Linked DNA regions of Mus musculus: region 2 is linked to region 1. The links are chromatin loops, found by intact Hi-C in ENCODE. Cell type or tissue: gastrocnemius. All regions are shown on one strand.

Evidence for each region. Hi-C counts contacts between places; a loop is a spot of excess contacts. Peaks named below come from ENCODE experiments on the same cell type or tissue, not always from the same donor. Only the 100,000 strongest peaks of a DNase experiment are listed, where the experiment ranks them.
Region 2: it touches region 1 in a loop (2.0-fold over the local background); 3 of 42 quality-filtered maps call a loop at or near these places.

Annotation. Positions count from the first base shown.
Region 1 is chr12:78,940,360-78,945,359 of GRCm38, forward strand. Gm46359 (a long non-coding RNA gene) reads left to right here. Exons shown (of 3, transcript XR_001780635.2): 3 at 4,172-4,717. Gm46360 (a long non-coding RNA gene) reads left to right here. Exons shown (of 3, transcript XR_001780636.1): 3 at 1-115. Among named protein-coding and RNA genes, the nearest start is that of Gm46360, 14 kb to the left of the region's middle. In gastrocnemius, no CTCF peak of the experiment used is centred here; a DNase peak (open chromatin) is centred at 2,765.
Region 2 is chr12:78,990,282-78,995,281 of GRCm38, forward strand. The region is part of intron 1 of Tmem229b (transmembrane protein 229B); the gene reads right to left. Among named protein-coding and RNA genes, the nearest start is that of Tmem229b, 14 kb to the right of the region's middle. In gastrocnemius, no CTCF peak of the experiment used is centred here; no DNase peak of the experiment used is centred here.

The sequences.
Region 1 (5,000 bases):
CAACACACACACTCATGCACGCACTCAGTCATTCACATATGCACGTACACACCCACTCACACACACACACAAACCACACACCATACACACCATATACACCACACATACCATACTACATACATTCACCACACACACCATAACACACACACACACAAACCACACACCATACACACCATATACACCACACATACCATACTACATACATTCACCACACACACCATAACACACACACACGCCATACCATACACACACATACCACACGACATACTATATACACACACAGACCACACACCACACCCATATATATATATATATATATATACCACACACACACATATCATACCACACACTCACACAGAACACACATATGGGTGCATACACAAATGCACACATACACACACATGCACAAACCACACACTATACACACCACATATACCACACACACACATACCACAATACATATACCACACCACACACACAGACCGCATACCACACATATACACATACAACATACCAAGCACACCACATCACACACACACAGACCACATACTCTCTCACACACACACACACACACACACACACACACACACACACTACTATACACACTACATCACACTACACATCACATACCGTACACACACACAGACTACATATACACATCACACACAGGCACTACACCACACACACACATACCACACACACCACACCATATACTATACTACACTATACTACACTACACACTATACACACACCACACACATATCACATACCATACACACACACACATACACACTCACACCACACACCATACCTCAAACAATACCACCAAGCAGCCAGGTGTCTTTGCTGTGCTGTGCTGTGCTGTGCTGGGCTGGGCTGTGCTGGGCTGGGCTGTGCTGTGCTGTGCTGGGCTGGGCTGTGCTGTGCTGTGCTGTGCTGTGCTGTGCTGTGCTGGGCTGGGCTGTGCTGTGCTGTGCTGGGCTGGGCTGTGCTGTGCTGGGCTGTGCTGGGCTGGGCTGTGCTGGGCTGTGCTGTGCTGTGCTGTGCTGTGCTGTGCTGTGCTGTGCTGTGCTGTGCTGTGCTGTGCTGTGCTGTGCTGTGCTGGGCTGGGCTGTGCTAAAGGACTACTGAAGGGCTGGAGAGAGGGCTCAGCAGTCTAGAGCACTCTTGCTCTTACAGGGGGTTGATTCCCAGCACCCACATTGTGGCTCACAAGCATCTGTGACTCCAGTTCCAGATACAGAGTATCAACACCCTCTTTTGACCTCTCTGGGAATGAGACAGGTACATGGTACATAAATATACATGTAGACAAAACACCAATACACCTAAAATAAAAACAAATCTTAAAAAAGAAAGACTACCTGAGCCTGGAAAATGCATACAACCAGAGTTGATTTACCCCTCACAGTTTTGAAGGCCAATAGCAAGGCACCAGGATCTGCTGTGTGAGGAGAGCCTAGTACCTGTTTTTAACATAACGCCTTGAACACAGCGTCCTTGGGAATAACACTGCTCTTCATGTGGAAGAAGTGTGAAAGAATAAAAAGGAATTCGCTCCTACAAGTCTTAAAAGCCTTTAAGTCCATCCACATGGAGGAAACCTTAGAGGCCCCATCTTTCAGTACTGTTACAATGGGAATTAAATTGCAATGTGAATTTCTGAGGGCCAAATATTCAATAAAGCACCAAGAAATGTTACATCTTTGGTTCATTGCAGTGACAACTGGATGCCCTGATGAGTTTCCCCAGCCATCTGTCCTCTTGAGCACCAGGCTAGTGAAAGGCTCCCGGGGGCGACAATATGGAGGCCCTGGTGGGGCTGGTTCTCTGGGAGGATGTGGGAAAGGCCGAACCCAAGCTCCAGCCTACCTCTTCCACAGGTGCCTTCCTGGGCTTCTCTTTTCCAATTTGTAAGATGGGGGACCCTGTGCTTACTAATTACTAAGGCCCAGCCCTAAAAGTAGGATTCTATGAGTCTAAACTCAGAGCCCCTACACCCTGACACACATATCCCAGAGACTGATGGAGTTAACTGTAAAATGGCTCATGTTGAACAAGGGAACTCCCCTGATGGCCAACAGCCTCCAGTGTACCTCTGCCCACCTCTAAGCCAAGCATTCTCTATGAAACTGACACCAGAGATTTAAGGACCAAGCCAACAGAGGCTGTGTTCCAGGCCACTTAGGGGGCTGTCTCACCAAGCGCCCATAGCCATTGCTGTCCTGGCTCCTTACAAGTGTGACCTCCCTCAAGAGGGGTAGAGTGGGTCACCTCCTGCCACATCTTCAGGGGACTGTGCACTTGTATCTTCTAGTTTCCATCACCAGAGAGGCACGGGGGTTCAAAAATGCCATGAAATGAATTCGGTAGACCAGGTTAAATAGAGGGCCAACCTCTTAGCTAATTAACTGGGCCTGGGAGCAGAATCATGGCGAATCTGGAAGCTGTCACCACAAGAGTACACTTTGGTGGGGAAGGTTTCATTTCTGGGAAAGTCCTGAAGAGCTGGGTAATAGCAGGTTGAGGAATGACAAATGGAGCGCCCCCCAGACAATGCTGGCCCCTGAGCAGGGGCATTGGTGTGTTTGCTCCAGCACCAGGAGAAGGAGTCAGGGCTCCATTCGAATATGCTGGGAATGGAGGGAGCGCTGTGGTGACCTGAGAGAGTGCCAGACAAGGGAAGATTTAATCTTCCAAATAGGAGAATTGGCAGGGCAACTGTGAGCTCTTCAAGAATGGGAAGGACTGTTCCAGGAGGCCTGCGGGATGGTCACGTCAGGGTAGTCAGATGGCAGCCTGGCTTCAAGAAGATTGTTCAGCCAGCAGGCTTTAGGTGCTCATAACTGAGCGCAGGAGGCTGCACTTGGCCCTTGCCCCTGCCGCACTTTCCCCTCCAATTCTGAGTCTCAGAATTACCTTAGATTAGTTAACTCATCATGCCAAGAGAATTCAGGAGGAGCTAGTTCCAGCCCAGACCAAATAAAACAGAATTCCACCTGCAGGGAACGAGATCCATATATTCCAGAAACAGCTCTCTCAGAGCCTTGGAGCTGCAGAAGAGAATCACAGAAGACACTGGAAAAGGATCCTCTTCTCCTCCTCTCCCCTCCCCGCCCCTCCCCTCCCCTTCTCCTCTCCTCCCCTCACCCCTCTCCCCTTCCCCTTCCTTCTCCTCTCCTTCCCTCCTCTCCCTTTGTCTTTTGTCCTTTCCCTTCTCTCTCCTCTCCTTCCTCCCCTCTCCCATCTCAGGTAGCCGAGGCTGGCCTTGAATTAACTAAGTGGATGAGAATAGTCTTGAACTTCTGATCATCCCGCTTCATCACCCGAGTGCTGAGGTCAGAAGCATGCACCACCACACCTAGTTTATATGGCACCAGAGAATAAACCCAGAACTTCCTGCGTGCTAAACAGGCGCTCTATTAACTTAGCTACATTCCTACCTATTTTTCATTTCATTTTTTTCTCCGCTTCATTTCTTGATTGTAAGTTGGGTCAAAGGAGTTATTTTGAAGATTGGATCGCTTCGTTTTCACAAGGCTCTAAGATGGTCATTTGTCCAATGTCGCATAGACAAAAAGAGGGTAGAGCTTGAATTTGAACTTGCTTGGAACTGGTGGGGGGGGACTTCCCTGGGCCTGGCCTTGGCCCCACCCCCACCCTCACCCTCCACCCCTGCCCCTTATCAAGCCCCTTCTCAGTCTACAGCCTACCCTTCCTCTTATCATCTCAGATAAGGCTTCCTTAGGCTAACTTTTGTATGCTAAAAACACAGGACACTTTAGGTCTCACATGTGGGGAAACTGAGGCACAGTGCCATCATAGTGACATATTACCTCCAGAAAAGAGGACCAGGTGGCTGGAGCAGGTAGCAGATGTCCTCAAGTCATGATCTGGTGATAAAAGTGACTGGAGAGTGAGCCAGAGACCCACCTTGGTTACTCCCAGGGGATATACTTAGTGCTGCTGCACTGGGTCAGGAGAGCCGGTGGGTTGACACATCAGCTTGTCCCTCTGAGTGGGAGGAGGCAGCCTGCCTATGTCCCAGCACTCAGGAGGTCAAGATGGGAGCATCACTTGCGCCTAGCTTGAACAACATAAGGCTCAAAAAAAAACCAAGTAACTTAAGACAAAGGAAACATTTACAAATGTTCTCATTGTCTTGTTTCAGGCTCTTCTGGAACCGTCAGCTCTTGTGTAAAGGAAGCCCTGAGAGATGCAGCAAGAGAGCAGGATGGGTCAGAACCAGGAAGAACATCCTCTGGTAAATGGATGCAGGGTCTACCTGAAGCCTCCTGTTCTGCCCATTTGGATGTCTTGCATCAGCCCACTCAGATACTCGGGATGCTGACCGGCTGAGTCCTTAAACGGCCTTCCCTCTGATTGTCTGCCTCTGTCCTTCCCATCCAGGACATATAAATAGATCTCAGCTGTACCTATTTTTCCTCCCAAAGTCGCTGATGCTCTGAGTTGTTCCTTCCCCTGTGCCAGGTCAAGGTGGCGTCCCAGTCTTCATTGTGGTAGATCAGAGGTTCCGAGCTGGGGGCCCGAGAGCCAGCTGCTGAGTCAGAAGTGCACATGGAACATGACCATCTGCTGGGGCCTTATGGAGGCTCCCAAGCTGCAAAGAGAGTGGCAGAGGTGACCTGAGCTTACAGTTCAGCTTTGAGCATCTGGAAGGTGCAGGAGGCAGCAGAGTGGCTATAACTGGGAAGATCTTGGTTTTGCAGTTAACCGGCTGACTGTGCTTTGGAGAAACTCGATTATCTTCATTAGCCTTGTGTGTGTGTGTGTGTGTGTGTGTGTGTCTAAGGCGAGCCTTTAAACAGGTGCCCAAACTGGGAGTGGTGGCATAGGACTGTTATCCCGGGTACTTGGGAGGCTGAAGAAGGAAGATCAAAAGCCCAGTGTCTGCCTACTTTTCAGAGACCAGGTCAAGGTTGGGCTAAGCAACTTAATGAAAACTCTTGCAACTCTTGCCTAGCAGCTCTCCCTCCCTT
Region 2 (5,000 bases), 50 kb after region 1:
CCCTATTACAGTGTATTTTGCTGTAAAAACAGGATCTTTTATGTCAATCTTATTATCTATGCATTCACTGACATGTTCATTAAACAATCACTCAGTACCTATTTGCTCCATCAGATGTGTACATGCAAAGACCACAGAATCTGAGACCCTGGCCCAGGCCAAGCATCTTGACACTTTATTGGGCACACTCCTACATGCATAGGACATCAGAGAAAAGTATTTAAAGAGTGGGATTGGGGCAGGCTCAGCGGCAGAAAATTGTCCAGCATGTTTGAAGGCTAGGATTTATTCCCAGCATAAGAGAGGGTCAAGAAAGAGACCCGATATCCATTCTGAAGACTTGCAAAACTCTTAAACCAGCCCAATAGTAAATTAGGTATTGCAATCCTAAATCCTAATGAGGAATGAGCAACCAACACAATTAGCTAAAACGATTAGGAAATCTGACCCAGGTTAACGCAGAGTCATCATGGAAGACAAAGGGCAGGACTCCTGAGTGATTATCTGGAAGGAAGGGTTGAGGATGCCACCCAGACTTCTGCCCCTGGCTATGGTGGTGTCATTCCCTGAGAGAAGAGGATCCAGGAAGAGGTGCAGGTCTAGGAACCCACAGTAGCTTTGTTTCAGATGTTCTTTGTGTTTGAAGTACAGATAGGATAGCCAGCTCAAGGCTGGACATGGCCTGGATTCCTCTGATTCTGGGGTCTTTGCATTTACACACCTGACGGGACAAACAGGTAACTGAGTGATTACCTAATGAACACGTCAGGATGGAGCACAGCAGTGGAGGAGCATCCTGGGGAGGAGGGTGACATCTGAGGCCGGCAGAGGATAGGCCTTGAGGAGGAGCCAGAGGAAGGCATAGGAAAGCAGGAGCATGCTGAGGAAAAGACACTGGGACCCTGTGAGGCGGGAGGGAGGAGAATGCCCAAGGCCAGGACCAACTAGAGAGGAAAGCTGTCCAGGGGATGAAAAATCTTGACAGCATAGGGAACTGGTGAGTGTTTAGAAAGGTGTGGTTGCAAAAAGTGGACACTGGGCTGGCCCAGGAATGTACTGAGGACTTGAGAAGTCAGCTCATGAAGGAGAAGCTGCTGAAGCGGACATGAGAAAGGTCTCCCCCCCCAACCCATTCTTCCTTCTCTCTCCTTCCTCTAACCTTATCTTGCCCCACCTCTTCCCCCTTCTTCTCCTTCATTCCTTTTCTTCTCTCTCTCCCTTTGAATATAAGAGAAGTCTAAGAGAGTTTGAGGGCTAGAAAGACATCAAGTGAGGGGGAGTCCTAGACTGACCTGAGCTCAATCCCAGAGTAGGTAGGACACATGTGCCTTTAGTAGTAGTAGTAGTAGTAGTAGTAGTAGTAGTAGTAGTAGTATTGGTACTAGTAGTAGTAGAGATGAAACCCAGGGCTTCTCACACTCTAAGTACTTACCTCTATATCCTCAATACATGTGTATTGCTTGAATCTTCTTGACAGAGAAGACAAGCAGACATATACGATTAAGTGTAACTTATGTAAGGTTATACAAACACTGTGGTACTGTAAGCTAGACCTAAAGCCCAAGCAGCCAGTACCTGGTCCTTGGTTCTTCCTCACCAGGAGAGAGAATTGGAAGATAGCTATCAACACCATGGTAGGTGCTCCAGGTTCTCAGAGGTTCCCATTTGCCAAAACACTACAATCCCTACCTGACTTTAGAAGGTTCTACAGAAAAGATGCTCTAAATTATAACTACTACTAAACATACAATGGTTTTTTCAAAACAGAGTTTCTCTATGTAGCTCTGGCTAATCTGGAACTAGCTCTGTAGACCAAGGTGGCCTTAAACTTAGAAATCCTCCTGCCTCTGCCTCTGCCTCTGCCTCTGCCTCTGCCTCTGCCTCTGCCTCTGCCTCTGCCTCTGCCTCTGCCTCTGCCTCTGCCTCTGCCTCTGCCTCTGCCTCTGCCTCTGCCTCTGCCTCTGCCTCTGCCTCTGCCTCTGCCTCTGCCTCTGCCTCTGCCTCCTGAGTGCTGGGATTAAAGTCGTGCACCACCACTGCCCAGCTTTGTTTTTGCTTTGAGGTGCTGGGAATTGAGGGCCTTATGCAAGGCCAGCACACGACCATTTCATGACATGATTTATGAGAGAGATCCCAGTCCCTTTTGCAGGGTTTTTGTGTTGTTGCTGTTTTATTTTAGTTTGGTTGAGACACAGTCTCACTATGTATCACAGGCTGGCCTCCAATAGAAATCCTCTTGCCACAGCCTATTAAATGCTGGGATCACAGGTGTACATGTCACCACACCCAGCATTAGCGTGGCTTTGCTGGATGCTGCATTGGCCAGGAATGCCATTAACATGTAAATTGAAAGGGCCTCCTACTTTAGATTCTTTGGAATGCTACCAAGAAATGTTCATCACTATGGAGTAGCACCTTTCCTGGTATGGTGAGTCACCCACAACCCACACCTGTATCTGTTTTCTGGTCAGCTCATTCTCGGTGGTTACTATGCGAAGGATCCAGTTTCTGACTTCAGGTGGTTATGACAAAACAGTTACACACTGAATATATGATACTGCATGATAATTACGTTCTCCTTTTATTTCTCTTTTAGGTTAGAGTTGACCATTTATACTAACTTAAAAAAATTCATATAGAGGCGGCATGGATGGTTGCACCTGGCCGTAATCTCAGCACTTGGGTGGCAAAGGCTGGAGATGCAAGAGAGTTTGAGGTCGCCCTGGGGGACAGAACAAATTCTAGGCTTGGCTTGAGCTAATCAAGACTATATCTCAAAAACAAGACAAAATAAAACCCCCAAAGGTTTTTACTAGTGTAATGCTCATGCCTGTGATCTCAGCGACTCAGGAGGCTGAGGTGGGTCAAATGCAAGTTCGAGACTTTTCCTGGGCTACAGGGGGAGTTTAAGACAAGCTTGGGCAACTTAGTGAGAACCTGCTTTAAGATAAAAATACAGAAGTCCTGGGCAATGGTGGTACATGCCATTAAACCCAGCACATGGAGGAAGAAGAGAGCAGATCTCTGAGTTTAAGGCCAGCCTGCTCTACAGAGTGAGTTCCAGGATAACCAGGGCTACATAAAGAAAAACCATCTCAAGACCAATCCAAACCAAACCAAAGAAGCTTAGGATATAACTTAGTGGTAAATTACTGGGGGACCAAGCTCCAGTACTACACATACACACACACACACACACACACACACACAGAGAGAGAGAGAGAGAGAGAGAGAGAGAGAGAGAGAGAGTAGGGAGAAGATAAACACAAATAAATAGCACCAACAATAACAAACAAGAGCTGGGGATGTAACTCGATGTACAGACCTGTAAAATGCACAAAAGTTTCTGTTGATCTAGGTAGGTGCCGGCGTCTGAATTTTATTCAGAGTAATTACGAGACCGTACCAATGTACTGTCTGAAATGGGGCATCACTGTAGGTTGTCTTTAAAAGCAAAGGAAACTGCAATGCCAGGGGGGACAAGAAGAATTAGGGTAGAAGCCAAGTGATCTGTCCCTCAGAATAAAGACAATGGTCTTTTCCTGACATAGACTGGAGCTCCCAAGTGATCGTTATGGCCAAACTTCAATTGAGCACCTTTGGGAAATGTTATTTGCTTACTAATTCAAGTTATACTATACCTCAGCATTTTTTCCAGCACACTGTAACAACAGAAAGATCACAAGTCATCCGGACAGGGCAGGGGAATGACAAATGCTCAGTGTCTGGAGGCAGAAATGGTGCTTAACGGAGGCCAAAGAGGCCAGGGCCAGGCTGAGTCTGTGGAATATCTTCCTTAATGGACATAAAGATGAGTACACAGCACAGAAGAGGGTGCTTAGGGGTATTGATAGAAAATGCCACATCGTGAGGAACCGTGGCAGGCAGGATGTAGGGACAGAGAAGGGAGCAGCTTGGAGAACTCCCGACGACGGGTTAAAACGTGAGAGCTAGAAATACAGCTCAGCCTCTTGAGAGGGGCTGATTAATGAATAGTCAGGGGGAGTGGTCTAAGCTTCCACAGGCCTGGCTATCATTTCTCAACATGGACAAAGTCAAGAGAGGATGATAGTTGACTTGTGTGTCTCTAATAACCGAGGGATACATAGGGGCCAAGTGGGAAGGAGAGGAAAGAACCCACCTTACAAAAGGTCCAGAAACAGGACTTGTCTGTCAACATGCAACTCTGCATCCTAATTCCTCTCAACCTTCAGGCAAAAGAGAAGAGGAGCGGGAGGAGGAGGAGGACGAGAGCACAACGACGTCTTCTATCATTTTGCATGTCTGTGTAGGGTTGTTTTGTCTGTGTAATTTTTGCATTTCCCATAAGCATTTGAATCTATGTTTTAATTTTCAAATATGTGATCAAGCAGGAGTGGTGGCTGATGCTTGTAGTTCCCAAGTACTTGGGAGGATGAGGCAGGGAGGCGGTCACAGCACTGTGGGTTTTAGGCCAGCCCTGAGGACATAGTGAGACTTCATTTCAAACAGCCAATCTAAATAAATGAATAGTAAAATACCCAGTCAACACAGATAATGATCAAGGTACATCACTCACTTCCCAGATGAAAGAGGAGAAATGAGGTCTTGGGGCTCCAAAGCAAAACCAAGTACAGAAAAAATGCCTCTAGAAACCATCAAGCTTATTCATGTGGGCTAACTATGACAAGGAGGGAGCAGGGCATAGCCTAGTCTAGCAGGTATGCCCCAGTTTCATCTCAGAGCCATAGAGTCCAAGAGTCCTTCAGGGGATGAACTGGAAGCCAGGACTGGGGGAGGCAAGAAAGGCACTGGCAAGTGAGCACTGTAGTGCCCGATGGTCACCACGGCACTTACGTTGAGGCAGGAAGGTTTCAAGTTCAAGGTCCACTGGGGCTACATAGCAAACCTCAGGTCAAAAACAAAGAGCATTTGCTTGAAGTACAAAGCGTAAAGCAACTTATGAATGAAGAGTGTGAGTGTGTGCATGTGCGTGTGCATCTGCGTGTGTGTATAATTAA